Linked DNA regions of Homo sapiens: region 2 is linked to region 1. A link is a loop called in an ENCODE intact Hi-C map of the cell type or tissue named here. Cell type or tissue: ascending aorta. All regions are shown on one strand. Each heading gives the region's core, and the rest is flanking DNA. Links, peaks and the distances in the headings are about the cores only.

Region 1 (8,000 bases), core at 1-8,000:
TTCGAGACCAGCCTGACCAATGTAGTGAAACTCCGTCTCTATTAAAAATACAAAAATTAGCTGGGCATGGTGGCACACACCTGTAGTCCCAGCTACTTGGGAGGCTGAGACAGGAGAAGTGCTTGAACCCAGGAGGTAGAGGTTGCAGTGAGCTGAGATCAAGCCACTGCATTCCAGCCTGGGCAACAGAGTGAGACTCCATCTCAAAAAAAAGAAAAAGAAAAAAAAAACAAAGAGCCAGGTCTTGATAAAGGCTTATTTTTAGATAAACAAATTCTACAGAATGAGAGTGAGCTGTAAGGATCTGAACAAGCACAGGAGAGGGCACAAAACATATACTTAGGGAGTTCTTTGTTCTGGCCATCACACAGTAAGTATCTCATGGAGGAGACTAGATTCACTGAGGGAAATTGGGGAAGGTTGGGTTCCATGCATGAAGACCTATCCCTTTCAATAAAGGTATTTAAAAGTTTTGGCTCAAACTCACACGGTGCCTGCCATCTTAGTGGGTCATTTGTAAAAACTTCCAGCACATTGGATACTTACAGATGACAGAGCAGATTGGTCCCACTTTGTACTTGGTGCCATGCAGGCTTCTCAGAGATTGGGCAGCCTTTTGGGCCACTTCACTCTAGAGTAAGAGAACCAAAGAAAGGTAGACAGATAACACTTGTCTCTTGGGAGATCAGTTGCCCGACAGCAGAACATAGAATGCTCTAACTAGACTGTCTAGTTAATTGAGGTGAAGGCACAACACCCTTTTTATTTGAACCATTTTCACTGTGAAGTAAGCTTACTTCTCCAATAGAAGTAAGTTCACTTCTATTGGCTTTGAAAATACAACGTGAAGGTCCTCATTGTCTATTTGATCATCCTGGTGTTTGCAACACTCAAGGATTCATTATTTTGCCACCAGTTCTCTTTGTTCAGGAGTGTGGCTAAAATTAGGGTAGATTTAAGGGGTCTAAAGAGAATGTGGACTGACCCCAGGACATATGTGGGAAGTTGACTTTTCTTTTACTAGATCCCTACATTGGCTTATTTCCCTATGGCTGTCTCTTTTTCCAAAAAGTAGAGCTCAGAAAAATATTTTCCATTATTTGAGGGTTCCAATTTTGACTGATTGAGGCTTTACTGTCCTTGTCAGGGATAAATGTAAGGTCTTGAACTTGGGTCCAGGAAAACAACTGTACAATTACCAGATGGGGGAAACCTGGCTTGGTAGAATCCTTGGAGAGCCTGGGGGTTACTCTTGTCAATGAGCCCAACATGAGTCAACATCACAGGGCTACTGCCAAAAAACTAATGTGATCCTCAACTGAATGTGCAGAAGTGCACGGTCTGGCTGAGGGTAGTTATGGTCACACCCTGCTCTGTGCTGGGTAACCCACAATACTGATTTCACATTCACTTCTGGGAGCTACCTGCTATAGTTTGGATATGTATTCCCCTCAAGCCTCATGTTGAAATCTGATCCCCAAGATTGGCGGTGAGGCCTAATGGGAGGTGTCTGGATCATGGGAATAGATCCCTCATGAATGGCTTGGTGCAGTCCTCACAGTTAGGAGTGAGTACTTGCTCTATTAATTCTCTCGAAAGCTGGTTGTTAAAGAGTCCGGCACCTCCCGACTCTCTCTCTTGCTTCCTCCCTCACCGTGTGATCTCTGCACACGCCAGCTCCCATTTGCCTTCCATGAGTGGGAAGCAGCCTGAAGCTCTCACCAGATGCCCAATCTTCCAGCCAGCAGAATCATAATCCAAATAAAACTTTTTCCTTAATAAATTACCTAGTCTTAGGTATTTCTTTACAGCAATGCAAACAGATTAAGACACTACCCTTGAAGAAGCATATTCAGAAAACAGCGACCAGAATAGTAAGGGAACTTGGGCCCATAATATGAATGCTTGAAGGAACTGAGGTTATTTAGGAGTAAGAGCTAGGAGAAGCAGGCTGGTGGTCTTCAAGTAATTAGTGGATTCACCTCTCAAAGGGAAATAAACTTGCTCAGTAGAACCAGATGATAAACCAGGGCTGATAGGTGAAAACCATACAAAGATTTCGCTCTCTATAAAGAAGAACACTAACAACCTTCCCCAACACAGAATAGGCTCCCCTGAAGGCAGGAAGCCATCTAATCATAGCCTAGATTGACTATCTGCTAGAGGTTTGAGCACAGGTTTAGATAATTTAAGGTCATCTAGGTCTAAAAAAAGAACATTTTAGAACATTCTTTTTCCCTGATATGACCTTGAATGGTAATACTGACCATCAAAACCTCACAGCGCTCAAATCTAACTGATGAGATGAAAGGCATACTTGAATTGGAATAATCTAATCTATTTCTGCATGAGGCTGCTGACAATAATCTACTTGAAGGTAAATTGACAAAAAGGTCCCAACTCTGGGCTTATTTCTAACATATGGGTTTCATAAACCAAGCCTAAAAGCCAAATTAGAAATAATTTGCACATTCTTTTTAGCTGGGGATAGCTCTTGCTCAGTTGTGAACAGCCTCCTGAGATGTCACCATCTGATCTAAGGCTGGGGCCAGTTGGCTTATTCCTGAAACAGGAAGGGTGACAGAAGGTATCAAGTTAGGGAAGTGAGTGTTTTACCCCCAACATCATACACCAGTGCATCGTCATGGTAGATCACAGAGCCAAAGATCCCAGAAAAGTATAAGACAAGTTGCTGAGAAGCAGAATTGCTCAGCTTGGAGCATTTGACTACCAATCCAAAAGCCTCATATCCAAATCCAAGGGTTTTTTCCCCCATATGCAACAGAAAAGCATGTTCTGGGAATTTATGCTCAAACCAGGCTCCTGCTCATCTAGACTAAGGTAACAATAACTTCATGAATTCTATTTCCCAAAGAAACTTAATATAGGAAAGTTCAAAATCAGTCTTTCAAACCTTTGGCTGCATCATAATCTTCTCGGTGGTTGAACTTATGTTTCATTCATTGCTGTAATGGTACACCTCCACCTTAGGGCATGACTTTATGCCTGAAACTTACTTGACCACACAATGGATGTTTGTTGCTTGGCTGAAATTAAGTTTCAGAAACTCACCAGCTCATCAAAGTCATCTAACTTGGTACATTTGTACCCATAGGGGAACATCAGCAGCTGGGAATAGCTGTGGAGGGTAATGAAGGCCTTGACTTTTCCATGACTCTTGATGAAGTCCACTATGGATTTCACTTCAACTTCAGAGTTGGCACTGGGTCCGTGGTATGAATCAGAGCAAGGGTTGCTGCTGGCTCCAGGTCCTGGGGAGATGCAGAAGTAGCCCAGTGAGGACAGTGAGCTCTAAGAAGACACTGTAGGGAGGAGGTCACCATGCATCACTAATTTTCTCCTCTGGAAGTCGGGGCAAGATTGTCATTGTGTTAGATCAAGTCTCTTCCAAAGGTTATAGTCAGAAAGCCTAACTGAAGTGATTCTGGACACATCTCTTCTTCAAAAAATATGGTTCCTCTATACAGTAGAAAGAGCCATCTAATTAGATCATCTCCTCTCTGTAGGAGTTATTGGAAGAAAAGCTAGATTTAATATTATGGATGGAATTCCTGCATTGGGTGGGAGTTTAGCAAGTTCATTTTCTGGGATCTCATCCAATTCTTAGAGTCCAACAGTAGAAGATTCTATGCATCTGTAATTCCAAGGCACAAAGCCAGAAATGCAAGGAACCTCTGACACCCTTTCTGCAATGAGGAAATCATGACTACATTTGACAACAAGGCCACCTTTGGCCTTGATTTTCTCAGCAACTAGAGTGGCTCAAGACCACTGAAATGGGTCCATTGTAGGCCTGGCCAGGGCTCTCACTGCTAGAGAAACTTCCAGGGGATGAGTAGGGGTCAGGATTCCCTAGGCTCCCCATGTGATACAGACAAAACGTCACCTTATTTTAAAATTATTTAATGAAAATAATATCGGGGGGATTGACATTGAACTGTGGGCCATTGCTCAGTATTGTGCTTTAATTATTTTTCCACTACACTAAAAAAAAAAGAAGAAGAATTGTCAAAGCAATGAATGAAGTTGCCACTCATCCATATCCTGTAGCAGTTCTCTACAGTCCTGTCTTAGTTCCATAACTCTAATTAATTAATTTGTCTTACAAATACATAGTGATTACCTTCTGCGTTGCAGACACTGTGCTAGGTGTTAGGAATACTACAGTGAAAAAGACACAGCTCCTGACCTCAATTTTATCATAGCCTAGTGAGGGGGAAAAAATTTAATTCTATGGTTACTGAAACATAAGGGGTTTTCACCAGTACCTGAGGCCATAAAGGAGCCCCTAACTAGCCTGACACGGAACTCCAAAACATAAGCGCTGTCACAAAGCCAGGGCAGCAAGCTCACATTTTATATTTGAATCTGTTTTGAAAGTCAGTTTCTCCATCCTGTGTGTATGTACTTCTTTTTAGTTTTCTTTCTCGAAGCATCCATAGATGATGTAATGCTTCTCCTTGGAATAGATCCTATCCCCCTCTAGTGGCTGGCTCAGGGCTTCCCGAGTCCTCCCGCCACTGTGCAAAGTCTTGCTCCCGCTGCACAGAAGGCTAACCGGGCGACAGCTTGTGGGAAAACCAAGATGTGAGACAAAATATATTAAATGCTGCTCAGAGCTCTGTGACAGCACTGTGCTCCTGTGAAGGGAATTTAGTTAAGTGTTTTTCAAAGAGGTTTTTAAATGGCTTAAATCCTGGATGGGCTTAGCCAGCTGATGCACTGCAGGGCCATTTGAACCAGCTTGTGGGCCAGACCACGGGCTGACCATCCCTGGGGGCAAGTCCCTGCGCTCACCTCCAAAACCTGCATCCCAGTTCCGGTTAGGATCCACACCAACACAGAGGCTTCCAGATACCTTGGACCGGGTCTTCCGCCACATACGATTCTTTCAGATCCCACCCAAAAAGCACATGGAAAAAAAGAAAGAGGGTCATTCAGCCTGATCAGAAGGTTCCTTTAGAATTCTGTCAATTTCCCTAGTTCTCTGGGACACTCCTTTCCCTTGGCTTGGGGAGGTGTTGGACAGTCCTCATACAGGTTCTGCTAGGAGTTTCTCTGCCATCTCACCAAAGTGAGACATGAATACGCCCCCATCTCCTCAAATGAACGCCTGCCAAACACGTGCCATGGAACCCTAGTTCTGTCCAAGGCCAACAGCAAGAACCAAAAGCAGAAGAGAGGGTTCTGCAATGAGCCTATTTGGGGAAAATATGGAGCTAACTTGGTAAACTTACTTCAGAACTTCTAAGGATTGTTAATGCCTTGTTTTTTATAAACCTCTAAGAAACGGATACGGTGGGCGGTGTTTCCTGGTCTTGACAATGGAACCCTTGATTCATATGGTATCTCATGGGATGAGTACTAGTATTAGTATCAGTTTCTTTGAAAATGTCTTTGAAAACGCTACCGTAGTTAGCTCTTTCTAAAAATAAACTTGAAGCTGTCATTCATCTTGAATATATGTGGGGTCATGGTTGCTACAATAGTGTATTGTAATGAGATTTTAAGGGAAAAAAAAAACCATGTAACTCTTTTAAGTGATATTATGGAGGATTTCTCCCACAGATTTTAAGTAAAATGCTAGATGTACTGTACTGCCCACCTAAATCCTACTGCAATCTAATTGTCAGCAGGTAACATCCGCCTCCTCTTTTCTATCAATCCTACCACAAAAAATTGCAGAGATAATTGGAACAAATCTCCTAGATGACTCATGGTGAACACTGAGCTCTAATAGCCCAGCCTAACAGCTGAAATGGGCTCTGGCTGAGGCAACATATAAAGACATCATGTGTTGGAATAAGAAGTGATTATAACCACTTCTCTAACCCTCATTTCCGGGTGACTACTGAGAAATTAGACATTCCATTTAGAGTAAATCAAGAAAAGAATGAGTATTTTTATTTTGCTTTTGAAGTTCCTACACATCTCCTTAGGTCCTTGTTGAAGAAGGGAACAAAATCCAGGCTTACTTTGGTTTGAGAGAACACGTATCCATCAGGGTTTGTGACTGGCAGGAGGAAGATATCCAGGGCATCCAGAATGGAAGTGATGGATGGGTCCTTTCCATAATCAGAAACAATCTGAGCAAAGACAAGATACATGTCAACCTCACACACCGCTTTTGTTGGGAACACAGGACAGAATAGTAAGGTAGTGTTTTTTCCAGATGTGAACCAGGGATCACTATTGATCAAGGAAAGTCTTCTAGGCATCCAGCAGTCCGGTCTCCTGCAATGTTAATGTGTTGAATATGCTAGCGTCTATACTTTTATTTCTAATCAGAATAATTTACTTCTATTGAGTAAAAATCAGATATCATATATCTACTCTTTCAAAAGCAGTAACATTCTTCCTATCCATCCCAGTGAGACATTTTGCAATAGTGAGCAGTGATATATGTGACTTATGTGGACCTATGCACCAAAGAAATTTTGTTTGGTATTCCTTAATCCCTACATGAGATAACTTTCCAAAAGAACTCACAACAAACATCAGATTACTTAAATATGCAGAGACATTGCTAAAGACACAGAGAACAAGTTAAATTCCATTTGGGGAATTACATTTTTACTTGCCATTAACCGCAGTTGAGTTGAAGTTTCTGCTGGATTAAAATTTATTCATTTCCTGTGCTCAGCCATCCTAAGGCATTATTATTCAACTGTTAAATATCCATTTCATAATACCCTAAAGGTAACCGCATTTTAATTGAAGGGAAAAATGTATCAGTCGGTATGCACGTGGTTGCACATGCTTGAATGATCTGATGTGGATTGATTTCCTCTGCTCGTGAATTAACATTCTGATTTATAGCATGTCATTTTTGAATTACCTAAGAAATACCAGACTAGGTCATACCCAGCCCCATTTCCTGACTCTAATGCCAACAAACTTGTGGAAGAGAGATCTTACTACACCCTACCTTCAAAATCAAATTTGGGAAATTTTCAGAACAACCCAAACACCCTTAGCCAACTCCACTTTGGATCTGTGGGTTAACTCTTCTTGCGCCTGTTTGTATTTTCCAGGTGACCCCCTTTCATGATTTTATAAATTTCTAGCATATCACACCTCAGCCCTCAGGGTTCCAGGCAGCAAAGTGATTTTTCTCTAGTCGGTTCTTTTGCTGAAATCTGGCTCCCAAGGGTCCTCCCTGGCCACCCGTTCAATCTCTTTAGCTTACTGAGTCTTTTTTTTTTTCCCCTCTCTCTCACTCAACAGCAATCATCACATCGCTGTGCCTTTTAACACAGCGCACAGTGGCCTGCCCAAGGGGAGGAGCCTGGGGTGCTGGATGGGGCAATACCAAAAAAGTCTGGATGGGTTGACTGCCAGCCCGTGTGACAAGAGAAGGGTTTTGTCTGAGAGCGCCAGCCATCAGGACCACTGGGACTGTCATGGATTTTGGTGGGCCTGACCCCAGAAAGGCAAAATAAGCAAGGAATATTAGGCAAAATGACCTTATTTGCTGTCCAAAGTGCCGTAGCTTGTGTAACCCACTCTCGAGCATGGATCCCAGCATCCAGCCAGATAGCTGGCTTGTCTCCTCCGGTGCTGAACTGCAAAAGCAAGTGTGGCAATGTGAACGGCTCCACTGCCGTGGCACCTGGTTGCCTCCTTTCTACCCTAGACCATCCTTCTCTGTCCCTCTCTCTATTCTTGATGTGATTGACAGAGAAGGAAATACAGACAGTGATGCTGTCGACTAACTCTCATTTAAGGAGAATTTTCTTTTGTCCCCTTCTTCGAATGCAAGTGTAAACACAGACTGAGGGGCATAGACAATTCTCCTCTGATGTTTGTAAAAAATCGTTGTAGATGATGACATGAAAATATCTTCATATGCTGAAAATTGGAAAAAAATGGATTACAAGATTTCATTTTTATTTTTAAAGAAACTAGTTCATTTATACATACACATACATATGAGAAAAAAGGAAAAGGAGAAGGAGGAAGAGAGAAAAGGAAAAAGA
Region 2 (16,624 bases), core at 4,851-12,850, 120 kb before region 1:
CACCCGCCTCAGCCTCCCAAAGTGCTGGGATTACAGGTGTGAGCCACCATGCCCGCCCTGTTATTATTATTTTTAAAAAAACTTTATTGTATTGGTTAGAACAGCAAATTCTCAAACGTTTTGTTCTCTTCCTCCACTCTATTAAAAATTATTGAAGATCCCAAAGAGCTTTGGTTTATGTGCTTTATGTCTATTAATATTTAGTGTATTAAAAATTTAAACTGGGAACTGAAACAGTATTTATTTATTATTTCACTTAAAAATAACCATACTAAACCCATTACAAACATACATAACATGTTTTTATGAAAAATAGCATTATTTCCAAAACAAAATTTTGCTGAGAACGTCGTTGTTTTACATATTTTGTAAATCTCTTTAGTGTCTGGTTTAATGAAAGGATTGCTGATTTTCCTCTCTGCTTCTGCGGTGTCTGTCGTGATGTGCTGTTTGTGTTAAAGTGTGTGAAGAAAATCCAGCTCACACAAACCTGTAGGTGGAAAAGGGAGAAATATTTCAATAGTCCTTTCAGATAAAACTTGACAACTGCTAGTTTCTTAAGGATTAGCTGTAATGTAGAATCTGAAATCATATCAATGAATCTTTCATACTGTTAGATTAAAATCAGGCACTTGCAGTGTAACTGTCTTATACTTTGAATCTTTTACCCATGCATGATTGTATAACATCATGCACTGGCCATTTAGAGAATATTGGTTCACTGAGTTATGAAGATCTTCCCAAAGGTTAATACATTTTATTATACAACTGTCAAAAAAATCACATATATTATTCTCACTATCTATCTTACCAAAAAGGTCTGTAAGCATGGGGAAGCAGCTCCCCATACTTCGGTTCCTGATGGCAAATATAGTTTCCAAAATTCTGAGTTTGGCTTAAAATATAATCATTGGCAACAATGCCATCAGTAGTGTTCCCTGAAATAACAAACAGGCTTATTTAGTTCACTTTTGAGAAAATGTCTGCCAAATATACAAGTCTAACTAACCATAGTTTTTCTGTCAGTTTTTCTTCCAAGCAAAAATGGTGTGCATAGCAAAAGTTACTGGTTCAGCCTGCAACTCAGCAATCACACTAATACTTTTCCTTGAGATAACCCTGGTAATTTGGTATGTAGCAAACGTGATGTATGTGGACTCCTCACCTCATCACACAGAACATTAAAAAAAGCATGTACTTACTTCAAGGTGAGATGTAATAAGAATAGTAAGTGTTACTGCTTTAACAGGGACCTTCTTGTAGTGTGACTGCCATACTTATTTACTGTGAATGCATGCGTGATGGTGAATAATACAATGATTGCTAATAAAGCTTGGTGCCACAGCCCTGATTCTTACTAAGGTGCTAGCAGCTTTATCCACCATTTCTTTTGTACCATCAGTGCAAATATAAACACAGTAAAAAAGACAAGTAACATCTCATGAAAATAGTTTTTACCTTGCAGATCCCCTGAAAGGGCCTTGGGGATGTTTGGGGTCCACTACACTTTGGGAACTTGTACGTTAGCACTTCCACGACAATTTAATAATGATGATAAGATTTCCTTTTCTTGACTTAATGTCAGTGGAACTAATAAGTAAATACAAATCCTGAGGTTCAATCTAATTATTTCTTCATTTGTAAATATTAGACAATGATTCTGCAGCTTCAGACCCTGATGCTGAAACCACTGCCAGGACCAATGGGAAAGGAAATCCAGGTGAGCAGTCGCCGAGCCCTGAGCAGTTCATAAACAACGCAGGAGCAGGGGACTCCAGCCGCTCAACTCTTCAGAGGTACTCGAAGCTGATTCATATTTTCACTGCATTTTGCCTTTATATTAATCTAGACGCCAATTTCAGGGATCTTTTTTTTTTCTTGCCTTAGAAACAGAACTGGCAGGAGTAAAGTCTCACATTTTAATCCCAGCCTTCTACTTTATCTTTATATAAATGCTACCTCCTGAATCTTTTTCACTGCATTCTTACTGAGTTAATGTGAGAATATATTAATAGGAGAGTTTAATTTTCATTTCTCGTTCCATTCTTCTCCCTCCTACATATAAGTTTGTTATGAGGAATTAGCTTTACAAATACTATCTTTTGATTCAGAGAGTATGATTTTTCCCCCTTTTCCGACTGCTGAAGCTTATAATACCCTGTCCGGAAGTGACAGTGCCACACATAGTGCTCTGATACTGAGTAGGTGCAAAGGAAAAAGCAGTACTTGGTGTTTATTCTAAAGCTGAATGTGGCTGTTCCTTCTTTTTATTTTATTTTTCTGCTCCTTCTTCTAAGGCATGGGCCTCCTTATTCCAAGGATTACATGGACTTTAGTCCGTGTAGTACTTTCTAACTAATATTAACTGTTGATTATAGGGCAGTACTGATTTTCAGCAGATGTCCATCCCTTTGACTGATAAAATAGTTCTGGAGAAATTAGTTCTACCAGAGAAAGAATTGCTATCATCATCCCACCATTATTATTATTCTTTTAGCTTTATATTATTATAGTTACTTTTGCGAGAGGACTCTAAAATTGCACTCAAGAAGAGATAGGCCAACAGGACTTCCACTGAGGATGCAGTTTCTTATCAAACAGATGTTCTTCTCCTTTGGTTCAACAAAATATGCACTATATAGCATAGAGTTATAGTGTTTATTGGATTTAAATGCAGAATTTGATTTGCTGTTATGGGAAAGGAGCTATGCTACATACTAATCTGTGATTTAGCATATGAGTCTTAATATTTCCTAAGAAAGTAACCATCTTCTTATTCCAGTAAGGATATTTCACTGCTTGCCATTTTGTTCATAACACCTAGTCTTGTTATTACTTTGATTCATGTTTTTACCACATTTTCCCTATAATATTAAGATGGTGACCAGTTTCAGTGATTGAATGACCTTAGAATTAGAACTGTTAGTGGTAGTGGTTAGCTTCCTCATTTTAATCCCAGCTCTTCCTCTGCCTCATTCTATGAATGCCACCAAATCTAAAGCCTCGTCAACCTCAATGTTGTAACCTATAAAACTGGAGTAAGTACAGAGAGCTATGTAAGTATTAAGACTCAATACCATAGCAGATATGTCACTGACTACGTATATGAAATATATAAAGCATTATTGTTACTTTATATTACTTACACGTAGAAAGAAATGTCTTTCCTTTTTCCTGTCCTACCAACCATATTCTTCCCTCTTTCGCTCTACTGGATTCACAGTTCCCCTCTTTCTCCCTCTGATGCTGCCCTTGTGGCTAGAGGCAGCATGTGCCCTTCAGTCCCTACCCCCTCAGCCATGTAATGCACTGACACGCATTGTCTGAAGGTGAGTGTGGACATGTGGGTCTCCTCTGTGGGGTCCAGTGTAGTAGAAGAGAAAATCCACAGGATCCTGCATTCAGAGGCAGAACTGAGACACCACGTCCATTTTCCTTTGCCTTTGAAGCGTCCTTTGAAAAGACATTGAGCACTCACCTCACTATTCTGAAGAGACACGTTCGACCTTTAAGCCACCAACCTCTGACTAGTTTCTGCTGACCTACTTTTTCACTTGCAGTGTCATCAGTGGTGTTGGGGAACTGGATCTAGACAAAGGGCCAGTGAAGAAAGCAGAGCCCCATACCAAAGACAAACCTTATCCTGACTGCCCCTTCCTGCTGCTAGATGTGCGTGATAGAGATTCTTACCAGCAGTGCCACATTGTTGGAGGTAAGAGAGAGAAGGCTTTAAAGTGCCTCACTCTCAAGAACAGAGAGCCTGCTCTTGAGTCTAGGCAGGCTGGAACCACAGCCCATGGTAGACAGTTGAGGAAACCGTATGTTAGCTGGATCCATTATGGAATCCTATAGGGTTGGCTCCACCATAAAATACTCTTGAGAGGCTGCTGATTTTCACAGATGGCTGTCAGAAGCAGGGAAGTGAAGCTTCATGCTTTGTTCATAGTGCTCTTTCTTTTCTTTCACAGAAGTGTTTAGGTTTATGGCTTGTTGATTTTTTTTTTTGTTTTTTTTTTGTTAATACCTTGCTCTGTTGCCAAGACTGAAGTGTAGTGGCGCGATCACAGCTCACTGCAGCCTTGCCTTCCTGGGCTCAAGTGATCCTCCTACCTCAGCCTCTCGAGTACCTGGGACTACAGGCATATGCCACAACACCCGGCTAATGTTTTTGTATTTTTTATAGAGATGAGGCCTCACCATGTTGCCCGGGCTGGTCTCAAACTCCTGGACTCAAGCGGTCCACCCACCTTGGCCTCCCAAAGTGCTGGGATTATAGGTGTTAGCCACCATGCCCAGCAGCTCATGGATTTTGAAGATGTATTTAACTCTTAGATTTTAAACCAGCTGGGAATTGAGGCCAAGTTGTATTAAGAGAACAACAGACTTCCTAAACTTTTTCTTCTCTTTGCAGCTTACAGTTACCCAATTGCAACTCTGTCTAGAACAATGAACCCTTATTCAAATGATATTCTTGAATATGTATCCTTTGTTGCATTTTAAGGAATTGGGTGGTATGAGGATTGTAAGAATCAAAGTTATCATGAACCACGCTCCTGGTAAGAATGCTGTGAAGGACCTTTGATATTATTTGGCTGAGCATATTTTAGAATTTGGATTCCTAGCTATTGCCAAGAATCCTGACTCTTTAGGCGGATGCTTTCAAACCGTCTTGCCCTGGGCCAAAAAACACTAGGTTAAGAGTTAGGATCCATTGAGAGTTAGTCCTAAGAGAGTTTTTTTCCTCCCAGAAAACTTTCCATAGCAGAACTTAGGGTTTTTTTCTATTTTAATTTTTTCCTTTAAAATTTTAATTTTTTCATTGATAAAAATTATACAAGCAGAAAATAATTTAAATACCAAAAATTATTAAAAGGAAAATTGAAATATCTTATAATCACACAGTTGAGCAGTGGCTTCTATTACATTATTAGTATATTTTATTCCAGACTGTCTTCTGTGTGTTTGTTTTTTTTTAACAAAGTTGAAACCTTACTATATATGTAATTTAGTATCCTGCTTTTTTTCAGTTCATATCCCGATGTATTTCCCCATGCTGATGCAAGCCTTCTGTAAACCACATTTTTGATGCTGTGTAATATCTTCAGATTTACTATGATTTACTAAAATATTCCTTTATTTTGGACTTTTTAGATGGCTCCCACATTTTTACTGTCATAAATAGGCTTCAGTGGACACATTAGGCATAGAAGTTGTTCTATTTCTTCATCTGTAAAATGGGGATTGTAATATTTACTTTCCAGGGTCATAGGGATAAGAGAGCTAAAGGATGTAAAGTCCGGAACTAGTGCTGTCTTTTAGATCATGGTAACATCAGTTTGCAAAAGAAACGAATACCAGCTTGTGTGGTTTCCATGATGGGAAACCATCCAGTCCCTGCTGGTGTGACGGTAGGAATGGGCTTGTCCATCGTTCCCGGGAACTCAGACAGGTGGACCTGACCTTTTATTCCTTGGGGGTTTCTCGTAGTCTTGGGACATCAGCCCAGTGCCTTGGAACCTTAACTCATCTGACTCTTAGAAAAATGCCCATGGCAAGATCATCATTCTGTATGACGATGATGAAAGGCTGGCCAGTCAGGCGGCCACCACCATGTGCGAGCGTGGATTTGAAAACCTCTTCATGCTTTCCGGAGGTGAGCAAGGTGATACTCTGCTTGGGACTTCAAAGGCTGATCATCCTTCAGTCCCACCTGCATCCCCTTTTCTCTCTTGGTGCTCAGAATTCAGTGTTCTGGAAAGAGAAAAAGCCATGCTGGCTGAAAGGAGTCAGGAGTTATGTGAAACTTCCCTTAGCTTCATCAGCACATGTTTTTAATTCCTGATGTTGCTTCAGGGCTCTGTCACAAAGCCCTAATGCTGAAGACTCGAGCAAAAGGATTTCTTGTGGAATTCTCAGAATCCCATGTAACAACAGATATTTTCTGGTATAATTTGCTTAATGATGAAATAGTTAAGAAAGATTTCATGTCCTTGTGTTGGCCTCAACTTGATGACCAGAGATTAGAAGACATGCAGGCTTCTTTCCAGGTTTTGGCCTGGCCTTGCCATATTAATGCAGCTTTTTCTGATGATTTTCCAAACCTAGGTCTAAAAGTCTTAGCTCAGAAATTCCCGGAAGGACTGATTACTGGTTCCCTGCCAGCATCTTGCCAGCAGGCCCTTCCTCCTGGGTCTGCCCGGAAACGATCCAGCCCCAAAGGGCCACCCCTACCAGCTGAGAATAAATGGAGATTTACCCCAGAAGACTTAAAAAAGATAGAATATTATCTGGAAGAGGAGCAAGGGCCTGCAGATCATCCTAGTAAGATCTTTTGACCTTTAAAGATAATGTTTGGTTTGCAGCTTTGAATATCACCTCATCATATGAAAACCTTCATCTCTTATATTTAGATTCTTAAAATACTAGGGAGGTATGTTACAGGTGCTGGGGAGGGGAGGCAGTGGAGGTGACCCCAGATAGTGGCAAGAATTACGCATTGAAGAGAGACTTTATCAAAACATAGCGACTTTTTTTTTTTTTGAGACAGAGTCTTGCTCTGTCACCCAGGCTGGAATGCAATGGGATGATCTTGGCTCACTGCAACCTCCGTCTCCCCGGTTCAAGCGATTCTCCCACATCAGCCTCCCGAGTAGGTGGGATTACAGGTGCCCGCCACCACACCAGGCTAATTTTTTTGTATTTTAAGTAGAGACAGGGTTTCACCATGTTGGCCAGGCTGGTCTCGAACTTCTGGCCACAAGTGATCCACCCACCTCAGCCTTCCAAAGTGCTAGGATTACAGGCATGAGCCACCACGCCCAGGCAAAAATGTAGAGACTTCATCAAAAAGTATATCTCAGGTAAAATTGAGGAGTTAAGCATCAGACCTTCAGATTCCTTCTTGGAAAGTTTTCGATTCCTTCTGCAGCTTTTGCTTCTCCACTCTGAGAGCCTCTGTGGTTTGTCTTCCTACCTTAGTTTCACCGTACTGCTTTCTCTTTTCTTTCCCCAAATCACTCCTCGTCTGCATCCTCTCTACCAAGGAAGTAGTGGAGGACAGACTAGGTTTGTTGGGGATGTTGGAGAGGAAGGGAAAAAAAACCTATCTGGGTTTCCCTTCATTTCTGTCCCCCTCCCCACCTTCAGGCTGATCTCAAGGATGAGGAGTAGGCCATCGTTGGCCTAAAGTAGATACTGCATAGGACTTCATTAGCTTAAAAGTGGTTGTAGGCTAGGACTTCATTAGCTTAAAACTGTACTTGGCAGATTGTCCCTGGAATCATTCTTGCAGCTCTGTTCCTTCTTTCTTGCTCCCTTCAGGCCGACTGAACCAAGCTAACTCCTCCGGAAGAGAGTCCAAGGTGCCTGGTGCCCGAAGCGCTCAGAATCTGCCAGGTGGCGGCCCCGCCAGCCACTCAAACCCCCGCTCCCTCAGCAGTGGTCACCTGCAAGGCAAACCCTGGAAGTAAAGACTTTGTCTCACTTAGGCAAATAAATGTTCTTCCTCTTTTCAGAACCCCTGAGCATTTCCCAAGTTGGGTCATTTCCAGAAACTTCTGCAGAGGAAAGACCATGACATATGTATGGGATAGGCCTCTTCCCTGTCCCTGTCTCCAGTTCCTCTCCCCTCAGGAGGCCACCTCAGGAAGGATTTTGACAGGTGACCATAAAAACCAGAGGTGTGACAGGCTCTAGTCTCCTCCCTGTTGTTTACAGCATATTTAAGTCTTGTGAAACTGTATAGGAAAAAAGTATCTACGTTTTTAGTTTTTTTGTTTTGTTTTTTTTTAATAAGGTCCAGCTTGTTGGGTCTCTCTGTGTTGTTTTGTAAATACTTCAGTCACATCTGCCCGTGTGCCTGTCCCTGCCACCTTTTCATTCACTGTTCTTGACTTCATGAAGGCTTCTCCGGGCAGTCTTGGTGTGAGAAGCTGTTTCCAAGGGTGCAGATGAGCCTTAGGTTCCAGCCGCCTGCAGACCCCACCCCAGCAGGCTCACTCAGCAAGGAGCTCTCTGCCCAGCATATTGCAGGCCCTGTTTTGAGTATGGAAGCCAGTGCCTGTGTACTCACTGAAATTGAAGATGAGGAAAGTAGCTGTACACTCACTGAATGCTCCCCCTTACTAGATATTTCCTGGAGCCAGAAAGGTATGCATGTGGGTGTCTTCACACCGGGGAGGAGGGCCTCTCATGGGAAAGCCCTGGCCACCACACCGGCCTGTGCCCCTTGAAGCCCACCAAAGCGGCCCTCACTTGTGGTCAGTATATCAGTTATGACGCCCATTGCCCAGCTTCAGTCCATCCATGTTAGATGGACAGAAATTATGGCCAGTTGAAAATACCAGCTTTGGTTGGACAACTGTGGACACACAAGGTGAAGAGGACTCCGAAGTCCTTTGTCAGGGCTGACAACCTCGTAAGCCCTTGCTTAGAAATACAGTATTAGTCTAATTGAGTAATTAGTGCAATTTCCTGCTTACTTTTCATTCTCATGACTGAACTGTGATTAGGAAGTTGTGATTATAGATTCTGGTTTTGGCCGGAATTTTGAATCAGCATTAATTGAATTGCTAAATGACTGACATTCATTCCATTTAATTGGGGGAACAAAAGGCCTCAGGTAAGGATGAGGAACTCTGAAATCAGATGGAAAAGAGCGGTGTTAATTTTTATGGTCTGTGATCGTAGCTGTGATAAGGGACTGAGGAATAAATTGTGCTCTTTGTCATGGCAACCAGCTTCTGAAAAGCCCACTGAAAATTGCCTGTCCTGCTGGTAACTGCTACGGGGTAAGATTTGCCTTAACAGTACTATTTTCTCGCCACCAAAAAAAAAAAAAAAAAAAAAAAAAAATGCACCACAGTATTTCTAGCATGGGGGCTGTGTTTGTATGAGAAATAAACGTAATAAATATCTCATAGAGACATATGGAAAAATAACTTTCAGATTCAGCCCAGTTCTGTTTTAGAGTGTGTTTATTCTTCTCTACTTGATTTCCAAAGTGCAACATTTTCCGATGCTTTAGAAATCAAACAAACCAGGGACATTGTTCAGATGTCAAGCCATGCCCAATTTTCCACAAGATTCAAGAATCTTGTATAAAATTCAGCCAACGTACACATAGCTTTAATGAGGAGCCTGTCATGTTTCCCCATAAATTTATTGCCTGAGAACTTAGTTCAGCCTTTGCTAATGCCAAAATGCTCTGGCTTTGTATTTTCTTTACAGCATAGATAGAAAAATGCACATTTTTCCACACTCAGCTTTCCCCTAGCATGGACAAGATTTTCAGCCATTTTTGCCACATATACATTTTTAAGGAAAAAAGATTTTTCTCTGTAAGAAAGTTCTGGTTATGCTGTTTTAAAGGTGACTTGTCAGGAGTTGAGACTTCCCTGCCGGATTCTATTTTGAAAGTAAATGGTCTTCCCTCCTTGTTCCGATTCTGCGTTCCCATCGTCAGACAACTTTGGAGTATTAGAAACCACTGTATATATGTGGAAAGCCAGGTCAGCCAGACCTGTTAGAATTGGTGTGCACTCACCTGAGAGATCTGGCAGGTTGGATATATTTATGTGTATTTCTCCACAGTGCTTGCTTTGCCCTGTTGGTAAGGATTTTAAATAACCATGCTCAAAAGAGCTGTTCTAATCTGCGTTTTGCATGTTAAGTGTTAATATCAAACATTCTTTACGTGCTCGAGGTATTGCTTTTAACATTCTACTTTGCCAGTTTCTTCATTAGATTAATTGACATGTATTATTTAAATGACCAGTGATGCTTTGTGCAATTATGAATGTTGAAGATTAAAGTACATAGTTACTAATTTGTCGTTTGCTATTAATATGCTGAAAACTGCCAACTTCTCTCTTCTTTTCTGTCGAGATGATTTGGGGGAGCCACAGGAGACTGGTGTGATTTTTGCTGCATCTCCTAGGAAAGCATTTTTTAAAAAAAATAAATGAATCAGGAAATCAGTCCAATTAGGGCAGGGGGCCTCAGCTCTCCAGTCAGAAAGCCTGGATTTCTTTTCCTGCTCAGGCTGGGACTGAAGCCACCTTCAACAACTGGATCATGGCTTCCTACCAGCGTCTCAGGGGTTGACTAGCTGCCCTTGTCTGGGGCTTGTGAACCCTGAGACAGAAGGTGCTTCATCGATGTACAACTACAGCACCCTGAACAGCAGTGATGGCCAAAGTTTAAATAATACCTTAAATGCTTTAAAGGGGTTTGTGTTTAAGGAAGGGAGAAAAGAAAAAAAGAAAGGAAGGGAGAAAGAAGCAAGGAAATGGGAAGAAGGGAGGGCAGAGAGAAGAAAAGAAGCAGAAAGCGAGAGAGAAAGGAGAAAGCTACATTACTTATTTGAAAACAAAAGGAACACCCTGGGCTGTAATAATGTCAGGCTCAATCTCTTGAAAAAGTATGGAATGATTTAAATGGCCTGCATTCATTTTATCTTTTATCTTTTTTTTTTTTTTTAACCTTTAGTGGTTAGCCAGGACCAGCACGATCATATTGGGCTTGGTATAAATCCGAATGAAAAGAGACCAAATAACATTCATTAGTTGCTCAGGGATTTTTCCTGTGGTGCTATTTAAATTATACAAAAATTCTTAAGACTTTAGGCTACTCGACCAAGAAAACAGAACAAAACAAAAAATCGTGTTTTCTCTAATTCCCTTGTGGAATGTAAGTGAAATCAGAGTCCTAGGCTAGGAAGAAATACGTAGGTAATTTTTCTTGTGTTGGTTTTGGTTTCTGTCATGTTGTTTATTGGCTATAGATTCTGTCTTTTATGTTATCTGACTTTTTTAGAGCGAATAATTAGTTTCTGTCCACCTGGATTTAAATCCATGACCACCTTCTTGCTCTACTCTGAAGATAATCAGTAAGAACCTTTCTTTCTCCAGTTCTAAAACGTTCTCAGTGTCTTTAATGTGTGTTTATTTTCTTCCCAATTCTTTCAAAGATTTAACTCCCACGATACTTTTTTTTCCCCAGGAAACACCGCAAATGTGTGGAATATAATTCACCAGTTTAATTATGTGAGCATGTTGAGTACTTACATGCAGGTCCATTAATTTTTCACTAACAATTATTTTTTCATGCAAAAGCAATAAATAACATTGTGCTTCCAAAATGTTCAGAATACATTTGGGTAGTAATACTTTCCTAGATTTACAATAATTATTGAAATTATTATTATGACATCTTTAAATGGATACACAGGTCAGTTACAACATAAAAAATGTAATGGTGGAAATTTGTCAGCCTTGAATTCAGGCAGAACAGGATTCGGTGCATGATTTTATGTGTTTTCGAAACGGTGTCTGTCACATTGTGATCCCCTGATGGCTCCCCTCTCTGTTGCTGATCCTCTTTGTTCTGTACAGAAGCAAATTCTCACCTGTGTAACATCCTGAAGCACCTGGTAAAATGTGAGGCAAAGAGAGGCCACTTCTCAAATGCTGTGGACGGATGGGCTGCATCTTTTAAAGGATATCAATATGTCTTCCTGTTGCAATTATTTTGACTATAAGCTCCCAGAGAGTGAAAATCACCAACCCTGTGACAGTGGCCCTTAATAAGTGTTCATGAATAAATGAATTGAACCTGTCAAGATTGAAGTTTGGATGTGATGCCCACTGTGGTGGCCACTCAGTGCTAGTCTGTCATTCTGGAGACCCAGAAAGCTCGTTATCTTCTGTCCCCCTTGTGTATCCTGCCTTTGTGGGCGAGGCATTCAAAACCCTGAGGTTTTTAGATCTCCCTCTACAGGAAGTACCCAGAGAGCTGCTGGGGGTGTTATTACCCTGTCTCTGCCAGGCTTAAAGTATCCTCCCAAATTCAGCACGCAAAGGTCACACACCACCCCCATCTTAAGAGTAGGTTTTCTCTTTTGTTTCAAATCTTGAAGATTTCCAGAAAATAATAATACTAGCCAATGTTTGTGGAGAGCTTACTTTGCTCCTAGATTCTTCATTATATGTTTTGACCCATTTAATTTCCACAACAGTCTGATGAGGCAGGCACCCCCATTTTCAGATGAGGAGACTGAGGTTCGGGTAGAAATTAAGTGACTCAGGTTTGCCTTCAGTCTCTGACCAAGGGTTTGAAAAGCCAGGAGCCAGCCTGAGAACTGTGGCTCCAGAGGGTGTTCTTTCAGCCACTCCGCTCTATGCTTCTCACTCTGGGTGGGCACAACCATGTTCTCCTTTGGTGATGCCTCTAACTTACCGTGAAAATGTACCTTTCCCTTCGCTATTGGCTTCCCTTCCCTCCTAGTCAGCCGAGATTCTTTTGAAAACTTTCCTCCGCTTGCCTGCACAAAAGGCGATGGAAATTCAGGAACTGAAACATCTGCTCTGGGGAATGCGTATTTCCACATTTCCACCGCCTGTGTCTGCTGTCTTATCTTGAAGACAGGTGCTCCAGGGCTTCCGAGGTTATTTTGTCTGTTAATGGACACCTTGCAAAGTACCACTTAAGGAATGAGAATTACAAACTTTTAATTATATTGTAGGGGGAAAAAAGTAGGCTGTTTTCCTGATAGGTCTAGCCATTCATTCAGTAAACCATATTGATATGATTTGTGCCTGATCTTTTCTTTCCTTTGTGGTGATGTTTCTGATTTCGGCTGAAACATAAGTTGCATGAATTGGCGATGGCCATAGGCCTGAGTTCCCGGGGGAAGCAGAGGCAAACCTCCTTGCCCCAGTCCTTGTCAGCAGAGCCCTTATTCTACTGCACTCTTCTAAAAATGTAGCCAATACCACTACTGTGGTTAAGCAGAAGACTTTCCATTTTCTCCTTTTAGTTTGGCAATAAACATTTGGCAATCCCAGTCTCTGAGGTTGTTGGATGATGCTCAGTGTTTGAGTTGCCAAATTAATGCAGATCCTGAAAGCTTTGGGGAATAATTCATTACCCTTTGACAGTTTTTTAGATTTGACGATGCATGCTCTGTGCTTTTCTGAGAGCTTCTCCTTGATTTGGCCAATTTGAATGTTACGGTTAGTCATATCAGCTTCATCTGAGTAGCATCTGGGTCTTAGTGTGTTCACAGAATGATGTTGCTGTAGTCCTTAAAGCAAGAGTCCCTGTGCATCTTCAAATCCACCTCATCCCACTCGCCCTTGCAAAACAATTGCCAGGGTGATGAATCGCCCCGCACTGGATGAAGGACCAGTGAGGTCATATCTGGATTGTATTCAATGACATTCCCATTTTAACTTTAGGCCAAAGACAGAAAGCTAGCTGTGCATATCTGAGTGTTAATTCAAGAGGCTACCCTAAGGATTCTCATAGATCACCAATATTGGGCCCACAGGCCATTAGAGAACCATATGTAATGGTCTGAGTAAAAAGTAAAATGAGTTCATTTGAAAATAAAGATTTTCAAAGGCCCTGGGGAATAGGCATTAGCATAATCAATTCCCAAGATAGCTACAAGAACTGAATGTGAGCAGGAAGGGGTTTTGGGAATTTTCATCAAGCTACAACAAGGGGTAGGATGGGGAATGGCCCCCAACTGCATGAGCTGAGTAATCTCTTCCTTTGGTAGAAACACTGCTGCTTCCAGCTGTATCTTGGAGTGTGAATTTTTCTGAAGATAAGACAAACTGCAGCGTTCCGGGCAAGATGATGAAACATTATACCGGAGCAGAAAAAAATGAGTTTAGACAAATCAAAAGAATCTGAGTAAAAACTAAGATGGCCATTTAGCTGTTTGATGTTGATAATACACCGATGTTAGGTAACTTTACACACATGTTATCTACTGTGTTCGAAATAGCTCCCTTCACTCCCTGCCCGTTATAAAAGCTGATTATAGAAGCTCATTGCGAGAAATGCTGAGAAGCATAAAAAGGAAAACTACCACCACCACTACCCAGGTTAATCATTATTATTATTGGGGGATATATCCTTCCAGGAAGAGAAAGAGAAGGAGAGAGAGAAAGCATGTTTGTGTGTGTGTGTGTGTGTGTGTGTGTGTGTGTGTGTGTGTGTGTCTTTTAAACAAGATGGGATCCAGACTCAATATTTTGTATCCAGCTTCTTTTTTAAAACAACTGTATTGTATAAATCACATACCATAAAATTCACCCATTTTAAGTGCACAACTCAATGATTTTGAGTTAAGTTTACAGAATTGTGCAACCATCACCACAATCCAGTTTTATAACATTTCCATCTTATAGCCAGTTTCTTTCACTTAGTATGTTGTGAACATTTTTCCATGTCAACACAGCCCTTAATGGTGTCGTGTTGTTCCAGTGTGTGGATGTGTCAGATCAGCATCAAGACTGGTAATTATCTAGGTTTTTTGTTTTTTACTTTTCCAATCTTGTACATACATATTTTTGAATCCATCCAAATATTTTTATAAAGTAAATTCTTCCATGTGGGTTTTCTGGATCAAAGACACAATACATTTATAATTTTGATTTATATTGCCAAATTTGCCCTCTGGGAAGGTGGTGCCAGTTTCTGCTCCACCAGCACTACATGTTAACACTGGAGTCATCAGTCTTTTTATTCTTTGCCAATCTGATGAGAGAAAAATATCTTCATTTCTCCTTAATGAACAAGAAATCACTTAGAGGATCAGTGTCTTTCATACATGTATTGATTTGTGTTTCTTCTTAGTGGAATTGCCTATTTTTCTTTTGAAATGTTTGTCTTTTTCTTTAACCCTTTTTATTATTTTAACCCCTCAAGGTTATTAATACTTATTTTCATATCAATACTTTCATTTTTAAGTTGCAATATTTTCCAAAATTGTCTTTTAGGTTATTAATACTTATTTTCATATCAATACTTTCATTTTTAAGTTGCAATATTTTCCAAAATTGTCTTTTAGGTTATTAATACTTATTTTCATATCAATACTTTCATTTTTAAGTTGCAATATTTTCCAAAATTGTCTTTTAGCTTTATGTTTTTACTTAAGAATTTTAAGTGTCTTCACCCATAGATTTGTAAAAATGTGTATCTACAAACAAAATGTAAATCTCTTCCCATACTTGAAAGTACAAAAAAAAAAAAAACCAACAACTTTCTTGTCTCCATTTAACAAGCATTTATTATTTTTTAATATATTTCTTTCTTTTTTTTTTTTTTTTTTTTTGAGACAGAGTCTCCCTCTGTCACCCAGGCTGGAGTGCAGTGGCACAATCTTGGCTCACTGCAACCTCCACCTCCTGGTTTCAAGCAATTCTCATGCCTCAGCCTCCCGAGTAGCTGGGATTACAGGCATGCACCACTGCCCAGCTAATTTCTGTATTTTTAGTAGAGATGGGGTTTTGCCGTATTGGCCAGGCTAATCTCAAATTCCTGACTTCAAGCAATCTGCCCACCTCAACCTCCCAAAGTGCTGGGATTACAGGCATGAGCCACCACACCCAGCCTAAAATTGTTTTTTTTATAGAGACTGGGTCTCGCTGTGTTGCCCAGGCTGGTCTTGAAATCCTGAGCTCAAGCAATCCTCCCACCTCAGCCTCCCAGAGTATTGATATTACAGGTATGAGCCACTGCACCTGGCCAAGCATTTATTATTATTGATATTAATACCAATATTATTACTGTGTGCTGTGCACTTGGCCAAGCAGTGGGGGTTAAATGGTGAACAAAACAAAGCAATCCTTGCCCTTGTGCAATTGACATTCATTCATTGACTTCAGCTTTCTTAAGACTTACTCAACTCTGGGAATTCAAAATAACTTGCACAGGGTGTTTTCAGCAAGCCTACAACATACAGATCATAACATTTATGAATTCACTAATAAAAGTAGAGAGCATTCACTCAACAGGTATTTATTAGGCATCTATGTGTCAGGTACTGTTAACGCTATTGGGGATTGAATGCCAAACAAGGTGGTTCCTGCTGTCGGGAAGCACAGTTTATTTTAAATTAAGCAATTCTACCATCAAAGTCTAGTGCTCCAGTTTTATAAAGTGATAAATTGTCATGCTAACTTAATATTTCTTCTCTTATCAGTCTTCATTAAACAAAAGGTGATCAGCTTCCTACTCACTCAAACTAAGCAGTTAAAATGGGTTTTGAGAAGAGAGTTATAATGTCGTTATATAGATTGAAGGGAAGCATTTTCTAAAAGATAACTTGAAGAGGGTGTTATCAAATCTTTTAGGTCATCTTTCTGTAAAGACTGAAACACCATTTTACCTCGTCTCATAAATTTACATGTTTATACGTTTATGTAAATGATATAATGTAATAATGTAACAAATACATACAAAATGTAACAATACATACATAGAGCCTCATCCTTTTTTTTTCTTTTAAGAGACAGGGTCTCACTTTGTTGTCCAGGTTGGAGTGCAGTGGTGCCATCATGGCTCACTGCAACTGCAAACTTCTGGGCTCAACGGTTCTTCCCACCTCAGCCTCTCGATTAGCTGGGATTACAGGTGCATGCCACCACACCCAGCTAATTTTTTATTTTTTGTGGAGGTGGGGGGGGGGGGTCTCGCTATGTTGCCCAGGCTGGTCTCGAACTCCTGGGGTCAAGGAATCCTCCTGCTTCAGCCTCCCAAAATGCTGGGATTACAGGTGTGAGCCACTGTGCCCAGCCCTCATTCTTTTTATTTTTATTTTTAGAAT

What was found. Peaks named below come from ENCODE experiments on the same cell type or tissue, not always from the same donor. Only the 100,000 strongest peaks of a DNase experiment are listed, where the experiment ranks them.
Region 2: a loop joins it to region 1, with 2.6 times the contacts of the local background. A loop is called at or near these places in 5 of 110 quality-filtered maps.

Annotation. Positions count from the first base shown.
Region 1 is chr7:130,274,735-130,282,734 of GRCh38, reverse strand. CPA2 (carboxypeptidase A2) reads right to left here. Exons shown (of 11, transcript NM_001869.3): 6 at 7,488-7,586; 7 at 5,997-6,107; 8 at 4,819-4,909; 9 at 3,073-3,272; 10 at 547-631. Among named protein-coding and RNA genes, the nearest start is that of CPA2, 12 kb to the right of the region's middle. RefSeq lists an enhancer at 4,372-4,666. In ascending aorta, for the core only: a CTCF peak has its summit at 4,509 (motif pointing left); DNase peaks (open chromatin) are centred at 4,524 and 7,333; H3K4me3 peaks cover 713 bases; H3K27ac peaks cover 1,002 bases.
Region 2 is chr7:130,389,736-130,406,359 of GRCh38, reverse strand. CEP41 (centrosomal protein 41) reads left to right here. Exons shown (of 11, transcript NM_018718.3): 6 at 1,652-1,796; 7 at 3,561-3,712; 8 at 4,412-4,479; 9 at 5,539-5,653; 10 at 6,106-6,321; 11 at 7,321-12,589. The coding sequence ends at 7,469. Among named protein-coding and RNA genes, the nearest start is that of CPA1, 18 kb to the right of the region's middle. RefSeq lists an enhancer at 11,619-11,678. In ascending aorta, for the core only: no CTCF peak of the experiment used is centred there; no DNase peak of the experiment used is centred there; H3K4me3 peaks cover 2,147 bases; H3K27ac peaks cover 2,333 bases.